2 separate regions of the Mus musculus genome follow, and region 2 is linked to region 1. Evidence: chromatin contacts called from ENCODE Hi-C or POLR2A ChIA-PET data. All regions are on one chromosome and are shown on one strand. The core of a region is the stretch at or near the end of the contact, and the rest is flanking DNA. Distances in the headings are between cores, read along the strand shown.

Region 1 (5,017 bases), core at 1,878-4,377:
GCCTAGTGGCACGTGCCTTTAATCCTAGCACTCAGGAGGCATAGGCAGATCTCTGTGGGTTCAAGGCCAGCTGGGTCTACACAGTGAGTTTCATGACAGTCAGAGTTACATAATAGAGAGACCTTGTCTCAAAAAACAGAGGGGAGGGGATCTATGCTGGGGAGAATGACACACTGAACAGAATTCATAAACTACCTTTAATGATGGGGGTGGGGGTGTGTGTACATGTGTGTGCATACACACACATGCACAAGAGCTGGGGGATGGTGCACATATGAATGCAAACACACTTGCCCATATGGGTACATGTGGAAGCCACGGGTTGATGTTGAAATGTCTCCCTCAGTCTCTCTCTACCTTATTTCTTGGGATGGGTTTTTCTCACTGACCGTGGAGCCTGCTGTTTCTGCTAAACTGGTTGGCTAGGGACCCCACTCTGGTCTGACTGTCTCCCCTCCTTAATGCTAGGGTTGCCAGCATATACCATCACACTCAGATGCTGTGTGTGGCTCTGAACTGAAGTCCTCATGATTGCTGCCCACTGGGTCACCTGTCCTGTCCCCTTTGCTTCTTTTAAAAAAGAGATGCCTGTACTGAATTGAAAGAAATGTTAGTCCCTACCAGCATATCTGGGTAATAGGATTATGGAACATTTTTATATTCTTCATGCTTTCCTTACTTAAAAATATTTTAAAGAGGAAAGCAGCTTTTCTTTTTCTTTTTTTTTTTTTCTTTCTGGGATTGTTTAGTCCCATTTGGCCTCTAAAGACAGAACAATGCAGTAGACCGTTAAAGGGCCAGGCTGGAGAACTGTCTCTAAAGAGGATGCCTGAATTTCAAGAAAGGATGATGTCCCTGTCTTCTGTCAAGAGACACGGGGCACAATGATCAGAGAAATAGGCCAAAAGCTAAGACAAGGGAAATGGGGTTCCTGGGCTAACAGAAAGCCTAAATAACTTCTGTGGACTCTCACTCTTTCATAGTTTTGACGTTTTTTTCTGAACTCTTGGGGATTCACTTCTCGGGGACAGAAACCCAGCCACACAGGGTTAACCCTTGCGTTTTGCTTCACTGAGCATGGTGTGGGGGTGAGAGCAGAGGGGGCCCAGCCCAGCCCCGGCTCCAGGCAGCATTAATAAAATGCAGGTGTTTGTACAGTTGCTTTAAAAGAGAGCGGGGAAGAAAGAGTCTCAGCTGCAGGAAGCATATAGAAATGAGCAGGGTTCAGTGGAGAAGAATGTGCAGGCAAGTCATGAGAACGCATTTTGCAAAGTGGGCTGGATTTGGGTGACTGGAATGCAATGATTGCTGATACAGGGCTGTGTGTGTGTGTGTGTGTGTGTGTGTGTGTGTGTGTGTGTGTGTGCACATGCCTGTACAGACAGGATTCTATTCTTACATAGACATATACTATCACCATACATCTTTTCCCAGAAGCACCTCAGACATCTTGGATTTGGCCTTCCCTCGCTATGACCCAGGATTGGTTGCTACAGACCCCACCACCAAGGGGCTGCCTTTTCTCTGCCTTTTCCTTTCTCTGGACTTCACACCCTGCCCATCTTCCCCACCACCATCCCTTTCCCTCTGAGGCTTCCCAATGGCTGTTTCTAGTTGGCCTCCGGTGTCTTCATCTCCCCTCTGCTCTATCTCCAAGTCAACACTCAGGAGCCCGGTTTCCTGTTTTCAGAGCCCACTTCTGTGGCCATAGCAGAAAAGAGTCCTTGGGCATCTATAGCTCTGCGCCAGTGGCTATTCAGCTTCTGTTGCTCGTGTGCTGGCCTCCAGGAGCCTCCTGAGATTCCTGTGCTGGTTTATAATGAAGCAGGTGAGGGAGCTGCATCCTCTTGGCCACTCAAGGCAGGATCTGAGTGAAGAGAAACAGAGGTGATTACCCTGAGACCTGGGCAGTAGCTCCAAAGACAGCTGGGTTCAATTATGGTCCCCCTGTCCTCCTTCCATCTCCTATGATAAAGGAGGTTGAAGCTGGTTACGCCTGTGGTTTACATTGTTTGGGTCCTGGTCTGAAATCCATTGAGGAATAAGGTTATAGCCATTTGATGACACAAGAAAGAAACTGGGTGATCCAGGTGGGGCCCCAGACGGAGGTAAAGTTCTTCAAATGGAAGTGGGTTCCTGAGTTCATGAGGAGAGAGGACCAGGGACATATGCTGAGAGGCGTAGGGCTCAGCTGCTGCTAATCCTATGCTGACCCTGCCTGTAGTGTGTACGTGTGCAGGACTAATGTGCTCTCCAGAATCCAGAGCCCAGAGGTCACGAGGAGATCAGGGGCTGGCAGGAACGCATCAGCTACCCTCTCCCTCAGCCCAGACAGAAATAACACTCTGGAGGATCAAGCTTTTACATTCTCACCTCTCCCATCCACCAAACTGGAGTCAGCAGATGGGAAGAGCGGGGCAATCAGATTGGCATTTAGCAGCACAGTCTGTGCCTGGGTCAGCCTTGGGGGGAGGGGGTGGGCTTCAGGACTAGCTGCCAGCCCACTAGGGAACTTTAAGCACTCCCCAATAAAGTTTCTGCAGCTGCAGTGCCCCAGGAGAGCGAGCCTGAGATACCTAAGATTTGAGCTAGCAGGGATGACAGTGGCAAACACCTTGGAAAATCCAGGATGAGCACTCTCCAAACCAGCATCATATGTCTTGGAGAGCCCCGGCCTCTCCTCCCTTCTGGGAGTCCCGGTAGGGGACAGCCTTGCAACTTCAGGACCGCACCCCTGTCTGAAAATCTTATGGAGCCCCTCCCCCACCCGCCCTGTGACAGGGGTCAGCAAGCCACAGATGTTTCTAATGAAGGTCCCAGACCCTGCCAGGAGGTAACAGGCAAACCACACAGCCCTGGATCCCACAAGGGGCCACAGCCCCCGGACCTACGAAAGCACACGCTGCCCAGTGAATGAGACCCACACTCTGGCATTCTCAGTTCTTTTCAGGAAATTGCCAACTTAGCCCTTGGCTTTCTCCTATCCCGCGCCCTCCCCGTTTCCGTAGTAACACCCCCCACCCCACCCCACCCCACCCCCGCGCGCGCCCACCCTCCGGAGCCCCTCCCCTTGCTGCCTGCCCCCTCCTCTCTTCTCCACCCTCGGGTCTCATCAGTCTGGGTGGGAACCAGGATTAGAGTGCCTGGGGACTGGGCCGCTTTTCCCAGGGCCGCTATGCTTTCCTGATGTCTTTGCAGCCGCAGGCTCCTGCCCCAAGCTTTTCAAGTCCCCAGACTTAATGAGCGGTCCTGGGTTTCCTCCTCTTCCCTTTCTCTGCCTCCAATAAAGTGAGAGAATTAACCCAGGTTTTAAGTGCCCGGGTTCCAAGTTGCATATCAAAGGGGGCTTCCCCAAGCTGCTTCTGCATTTCAAAGGGGCTGATTTACGCTTTCACTTAAACCCACACTTTTTGGGGTAAGAGTTTTACTGAGAGGTCAAACTCTGGAAAAACAAATGGATCCCCATTCACCCCTCCTGGGGTGCGCTGGGCCATTGGTGTATAAACTGCCCACAAGAAAGGTGGGAAAAAGGCTGCTCAGAAGCCAGGGCCCAGATCACCCCTGTTCCCGTGGGGTTTGCCTTTAGGAAGTGGGAGGGAGCACCGTCGGATCCTCCCAGCTGCTACAGGCCCTGTGTGATGGAACTAGTCAAATCCTAAACTCTGTGGCTGCTTCCTGCCCCTCCCAAGTCTGTTAACTACCATATACTGGGCCTTTCCTGCTTTATTTCCTTCTAACTGCAAAGCCCCTGACAATATTTAGCTACCATAGACCCGAATCAGTTTCCGAACACCAGCTTTCTCACACCCTCATAAAGCATTTCCACCCCAAATCCACTCACTCCACAACCTCTGCCATCATCCTACCCCACCTCAATTCACTCCTTGCTATGACTTCCTGATCCTTGAGGTCCTTCTCCCAACATCTCACCCCAGAGCCCACCTCCATGAAGTATCTTGAGAGATTCTGATCTCCACCATAAATGTGAAGACGTTCTTACCATGATTTAACACAGACCTGGTCCTTAAGCTTTCTCCATCATTAAGTCCCTGCGGAACGTGCAAGCAGTCAATGAAGCAGTCCTTGAGAGGGGCCAAGGAGATGATACAGCATCCTTGAGGAACATCTTAGGCATAATCGAGGGGTCAGAGCTGGAGAAGCATGGTGTAGTTTCCCCTTAAGGGTTGCATCTGTGTTTCCTTCTCTCACCTCGCCACCCGAATATTCATTTATGTAGTCACACAGAGCCATGTGCTGGCAGAAGACCTTACTAAGCACCTTCTGTATGTCAGGGGATTGAGACCAGAGAGCCGGTAATGAACTACAGTAAAACAAGATGAAAACCCCATCTCCCATGAAAAGGCTGTCAGTGTGTATAACCACAACTAACCTCTCCGTGAGGGTCTGGGGAAAGCTTCGGGCAATTTATTTCTAACTTGGAAACTGGTCAGGAACTTAGCAGATAGATGAGTATATTCTGGGTGCAAGGAATAGTAGGGACAAAGGCTATGATGGTGGTATCCCACCGATCAGTGTGTCCAGTACTCAGTGTGGAGGGAAGTAGCAAGAGAAAAAAGGGCATCAAATCTCATTATGGGTGGTTGTGCTCACATGTGGTTGCTGGGATTTGAACTCAGGACCTTCGGAAGAGCAGTCAGTGCCCTTACCCTCTGAGCCCGGTGGCACACGCCTTTAATCCCAGCACTTGGGAGGCAGAGGCAGGCGGATTTTAGAGTTTGAGGCCAGTCTGGTATACAGAGTGAATTCTAGGGCAGCCAGGACTGCAGAGGAAAACCCTGTCTCAAAAAACCAGAGGGGGAGACGGGTTATAGGTGGGAAACCCACCACCTCTGCCACGTTACCACCCAAACTTGACCCTGCTAAAAACCAAGTTGCATTCCTGAGTTATAATCAAGTTCAGTGCTCTGAGTCTGCCTCCAAGAAACATCACCAAGGCAACCTGAGGTTGACAGTGACACTGACTGTTCAGAATAGATGACCCCCAAGCCCTCAAGAA
Region 2 (5,017 bases), core at 1,166-3,665, 86 kb after region 1:
GCGGTATTGAACACTGTCTGCAGCAGATCTATGGAGGACAGTGGTATAAAGGTGAAGATGGCTCAACCCTTAAAACTCGCTAACTGTAAGAAGCCAAGGGCTCAAATATCTCTGCCCTCCCCAGGACTCAATTCTCCCAGACCCTACTCCTTTAAAAGAATCACTTTCCAGCAGGGTCCTGGTGACACATGCCTTTAACCCCAGCACTCAGTAGGCAGAGGCAAGTGGATCTCTTAAGTTTGAGGCCAGCCTGGTCTACAGAGAAAGTTCCAGGACAGCCAGGGCTGCAGAGAAACTGAAAAATCCAAAATTCCAAAGAGAGAGGGGGAAAAAAATCACTTTCCAGGGGCTCCCTGATCCTGGCTGTCTGTCTCAGGATCCTCCTGCCTCAGCCTCCTCCAGCAACTCTTGCGCCACAACTGGCCTACCACCTCCCTTGATGGGAACTACTGACTTCCTATACAGTCTATGTTAACCTCCATCTTCCCTTTCCAGCCCTGCAGTCAAATCCAGGTGCAGACTGCCCTTTCCCATCCTGGTGGCTCCTCTGCAGGCAGGCAGTGCTTCCTCATACCGGTTCAGGGGTGTACTGAGGCTAGGACCTTGACTAGGTTAATGCCTATGAGACCAATACCTATGAGCCCTTGACACAGTCAATGTAAGCCAGCAAGTGCAGCATGGGCTATGTACTTTATCAGTAGCACCCTGACCATCCCCCAAAGGAAGTTCATAGTGGGAAGACTGGATGATCCTGTCACAGCTCCCTACAGTAGCCAAGGTCACACAGGTCAGCAAGGATACCCTGGACCTGCTCTCTGCAGGCTCCTTTGCTAAAAAAAAAAAAAAAAATAAATAAAATAAATAAAAATAAAAAATACCTCCGCCCCACCCAAGCTGAGTGACCTTAAGGCATCAACATCCAGAGTTATGGGTTTAGCTTTAAAGATGAAAGACCAGCCACCTCGTTGCCCCAAGGAGTGTCAGACCAAGGAAAAACCTATAGACAAATCATTTCTTGAAAAACGGGGTTTATTGATTTTTAAACTGCAAATAGTCGTTACAAAAAGTTTTTTTTTTCTTTTAAATAAATTCACACAAAGAAAGAGAAATAGAAAGCGACGGTAGTGACCAGCAAGAGGAATAATAATTACATTCATCTTTATGTGTGTGCGCCAGTTGTTTATGTCAACATTGGAAAACTCCAACCTGGAATCCAGAACCACAAATCTGCGAGCGGAATGTCTTGAGATGGGCACATGGAATTCAAAGGGTTTTTCTCTTTTTTTGTTTTCCCTTTTAGAAGCTATACATAAAATGGTGGTTTTCCTTCTGTACTGTCACAGAACTTATACATACATTCTCAGTCCTACCTGTGAAAGGCCTAAGGAGAAAGAAACTCAATTTGCAGTCCAACACAAAGGGGAGAATTTCTAAAATAAATAATCCAACAGTTTTTTGCATTTTTTTAAATTAATTTTTCATTTTTTTAAAATAAAATAACCAAAAAAAGTGTAAAGTTACAAAAATGTTGTTGAAGAATAATATATTAAAACTGTGGAAAAAAGGAAAGACACGTCACAAAATTTTAAGATTAATATGAAGATCATAATTTAACATAAAAGAATATATTCTATGGATTTGTCATCCCGATAAATATGAACAAAATTAACAAAAAAAGCATAGTTTGGCAATAAATACGTTTTGATAAGTTAAATAAGCTTTTTTATATTGATGTGCAGTGATAAGCAACATTTTTGCTCTCCAATTTCTGAAAGTTAGATGAAGTTTAAACCCAGGGAAAAAAGCATTGTGTGGGGGCTCTAAGGTAGACCTAAGGTATTCTAGAGCAAAATCCATTAAAGCTACTTCTACAGGAAATCGTTTTACACAGATATTGTATGTGGAATGCAGACCATTAACTGCTCACCCCTTACATGTTTTTTTTTGTTGTTTTTAGCTTTTCTCTCATTTGTTGTCATTTTTAAGATGTCACATATGAATTGGGGAACTTTAGCACCAAAATCAAGTCTCTCATAGTCCATCTAGTTTCCCCTTCCTCCCCACTTAAAAAAAAAAGAAAAGAAAGAAAGAAATTAAATCACGAAGTCCCACTTATGTCAAAACCTTCGTCCAACTTGTTCAACCTTTGTCCCTGGAGACCTACACAAACCCAGGCAAGATTAGTCAACAGGGGTTCGGGCTGGGAAGTAAAAGGTTTTGAAAGTCAAAATAGACCCCTCCCCCCAAAAAAACCCCAAGTCCAGCAACAACTCTCTGAGGGAGGTGAGTAACTATAAGGAAGAGGAAGAGTGTGCGGGAGACCGAAAGAAAGGTGCACTTGTGTGGCCAGCTGGGGGAGCTGCTGGTTGCGGGTCACCCCACCCCCACCCCCAACCCCACGGGCAGAGGCTCTGGGAGGCCCACGGGTGCCCCCTGGCGTTGAAGAGGTAATGTAGTCACAGTGACAAAGTTAGATTACAAGGCACTAAGTTGCTTCTGTAAACGGTTACTGCTTTTTTTCTTTTGTGATTTGGCACTTAAGGCTTAAGCCGGGGGGGGTGGGGGGGGGTAAAAAAAGGCATCTACTGACAAAAGATGGAACTCTGTTATGCGTGGTTAAGTGGGCTATGAAATGGAGGGAGAGGGTTTCAAGCCAGAAGCTACCAACAAATTGACTTGTCCTTATGTGGGGGGAGGGTAACATACCAAGGTTGTTCTGGGAAAGGGGCTGAGCTTAAATGTATCAATGTGGGGTTTGAGGGAAAGTTAGGGGGTGGGGAGGTGAAGGGAAGAGATGGGGTGGAGAGGTGAAGGAGGCATGGGGGGGGGTCCCTCCCTACCCTGGCTTAGTCATCTGAGATGGAGAGTCTGCTGAAAATGGGCAGGCGTCTTGAGTTGTCCAAGGTAGGGGAGTCTGAGCCACTGTGGCTGGAGCTGGAGCTGCTCAGATAGCCCTCGTGGTCCGAGAGAGAATCCTGAGGGCTGGGGGGAGAGTCAAACATGTGAGGGGATTCGGACATGGGCCGGAAGAGGAAAGTGGTGGGGGAGCCTCCCCCAGGCAGCCCCATGCTAGGAGCAAAGAGGCTCGCCAGCTCCTGGCTGGAAAAGGCGAAGGGGTTATTGGTGCCATCGGGCAGAGTAGGTGAGCCCAAGAGGTCATCGGCGCTCAGGATAGGGGGTGGGGTGATGGATGTGGGGCTGTCCAGCAGCCCCGTGGCAGCGGCGGTGGCAGCGGCACTGGGAAACCCAGCAAAGCTAAAGCTATGCTGGAGGCGGGGACGGTCAGCGGAGAGGTCTCGGCCCCCCGCCAGGGCGCGTCGCTCCTCGGCGTTATGAATGAAGTGGCAGCGGGGCCCGTACGGGCAAAAGCCGATGGTGTGGAAGGTGCGGCACAGCTCCGTCTTGTACTTGGGGTGGCGGGTCAGGCTGCGGAGCTCGTGGATGCCATGCGCGAACTGGCACTTGTCCCCGTACTTACAGGCACCGTTTTCTTCGAAGGGACGGCACAGCTCCGTCTTGTAGCGGCTGGAGTTGACCTGGCCGCTCCCAGGCTGCTTCTGGGTGGGCAGCAGCCGCTCGCCCCCTTCGGAGAAAGAGCGGTCTCGAAAGCGGCTGTCGCGTGAGCTCAGGGACGGGGCCGGCTCACCCTTAAGGCTGCTGAGAAGCTGGTTCTGATGGAACTTGGAGCTGGGCAGAGTGACCGAGTGCCTGCGAGGGAAGCCCCCGCCAGCAGGGGTGCCCACTGCCTTCCTGTCCAGCAGGCAGCCCCCAGCGCTGGGAGTGCTGTAGTTGAGCATCTTGTTACCCTGGGAGGGGAGGGAAAGAAAGGGACGGATGAGTGACTGAGGACATCCACGAGGCCAGGGCATGGTGTCCACAAAGGACAGCACCTCTCCATCTGATAGGCCAGTCTCTCTAAAAGGAGCCACCTGGATTTATTTTGGCACTGCTCATAAGAAACCGCAAAATCCTGCCGTGTGTGGAAGAAAAAGTTATGTATTCATCCCGCCCCGTGCTGACCCGATATGTAGCTTCCTCCTGTCCCTAAAGCTAATTTTCCCCCCTCTAAAATCCGGGCCCCGTTTATACATTCCTCAACTCAGAGAGCCTTTCACACAAGACAGTCCCTTTTCATTTCCCTCCCCCTAAAAGAATCAGGTAAACCTAGTTTAGAAGTTTGGAAGGATGAGCCAAATCCTCTCTCAATCAGTCCCTGCTTACCCGCCCCCCCCCCCCCGCCACCCCCACCCCCACAAAATCTGGCCCCACACTCTCCACCATTTCCTCTTCCACAAGTGTGCCCTTCCTTTGGCAACAGGTTTTCAAACTGTGCTTTTTCCTTGCTTGTGGAAGGGCCTAGTCTGGGATGTGGGTAGAGGGATATAGTGTCTGAAAACACAAGGTTCGGGAAGGGTAGGTATCCCACACCCTGGGAGGGATTTTCTCCCAGCATTCTCCACCCCCTTCACTAGGAAGATGCCTTTGCACTTGGTTTCCTGGCTGCGAGAGAGCTCTGGATAAGAGCACCAGTGTTTAATCTTGAACCAAAGCTGCAGACGAGAAGGAAAGCACCAGCACGCTCACACTCCCCGACTCAGTCAATTGGGGGCGGGGGTGTGTGAGTGAGCAAGGACAGAGGCTGCCACAAGCCCTAGTCACCTGCCCAAACTACCTAAGATTTAGAAAAGAGTGGGGGTGGGAGACTTGAAAGTTATCTCCAGGCCCCTGACACATGTGGGTGTGTGTCATTGTGCAAATTCTAAAGTTAGTCCCTTAGGATCCGCAGCAGGGGATCGGGAATCGGTAACCCTGTAACCGCAACCACCCCACCGAGCGGATTACAGGAACCCAGAGGAGAGCCGCTTCCAACAATGAGGTTCATTTAAAAAGTCCTGCGGGGGGAGGGGGCAAAAGAAAGAGAAATAGATCAAAGAGCGGGGCAGCGGGGCCCAGGATGGAGTTGGCTAGCTCAGGCTGCCGCCAGGGCAAACAGACTTGGAAAAACGCAGGGAGGGAA

What was found. A loop is a pair of places that touch in the nucleus more often than their neighbours do. ChIA-PET counts read pairs that join two places held with the same protein, here RNA polymerase II (POLR2A).
Region 2: a loop to region 1 is called in a map of heart, with 2.4 times the contacts of the local background. The contact joins two enhancer-like sites. A Hi-C loop is called at or near these places in 6 of 37 maps with a recorded cell type or tissue (adrenal gland, gastrocnemius, heart and 1 more). POLR2A ChIA-PET finds 5 or more read pairs at or near these places in 3 of 5 experiments (all embryonic stem cell).

Annotation. Positions count from the first base shown.
Region 1 is chr12:80,020,088-80,025,104 of GRCm38, forward strand. It overlaps Gm36660 (a long non-coding RNA gene), which reads right to left. Exons shown (of 4, transcript XR_872852.1): 4 at 1-1,867. The region is part of intron 1 of Gm36834 (a long non-coding RNA gene); the gene reads left to right. Among named protein-coding and RNA genes, the nearest start is that of Gm36834, 3.0 kb to the left of the region's middle. Within about 2 kb of position 3,128, at least 2 of the 3 ENCODE cell types and tissues checked have a DNase peak (open chromatin) inside an H3K27ac peak, as active enhancers do; they include gastrocnemius and heart, where a contact is called at or near this core.
Region 2 is chr12:80,106,743-80,111,759 of GRCm38, forward strand. It overlaps Zfp36l1 (zinc finger protein 36, C3H type-like 1), which reads right to left. Exons shown (of 2, transcript NM_007564.5): 2 at 1,018-3,806. The coding sequence ends at 2,847. Among named protein-coding and RNA genes, the nearest start is that of Zfp36l1, 3.8 kb to the right of the region's middle. Within about 2 kb of position 2,416, at least 2 of the 3 ENCODE cell types and tissues checked have a DNase peak (open chromatin) inside an H3K27ac peak, as active enhancers do; they include gastrocnemius and heart, where a contact is called at or near this core.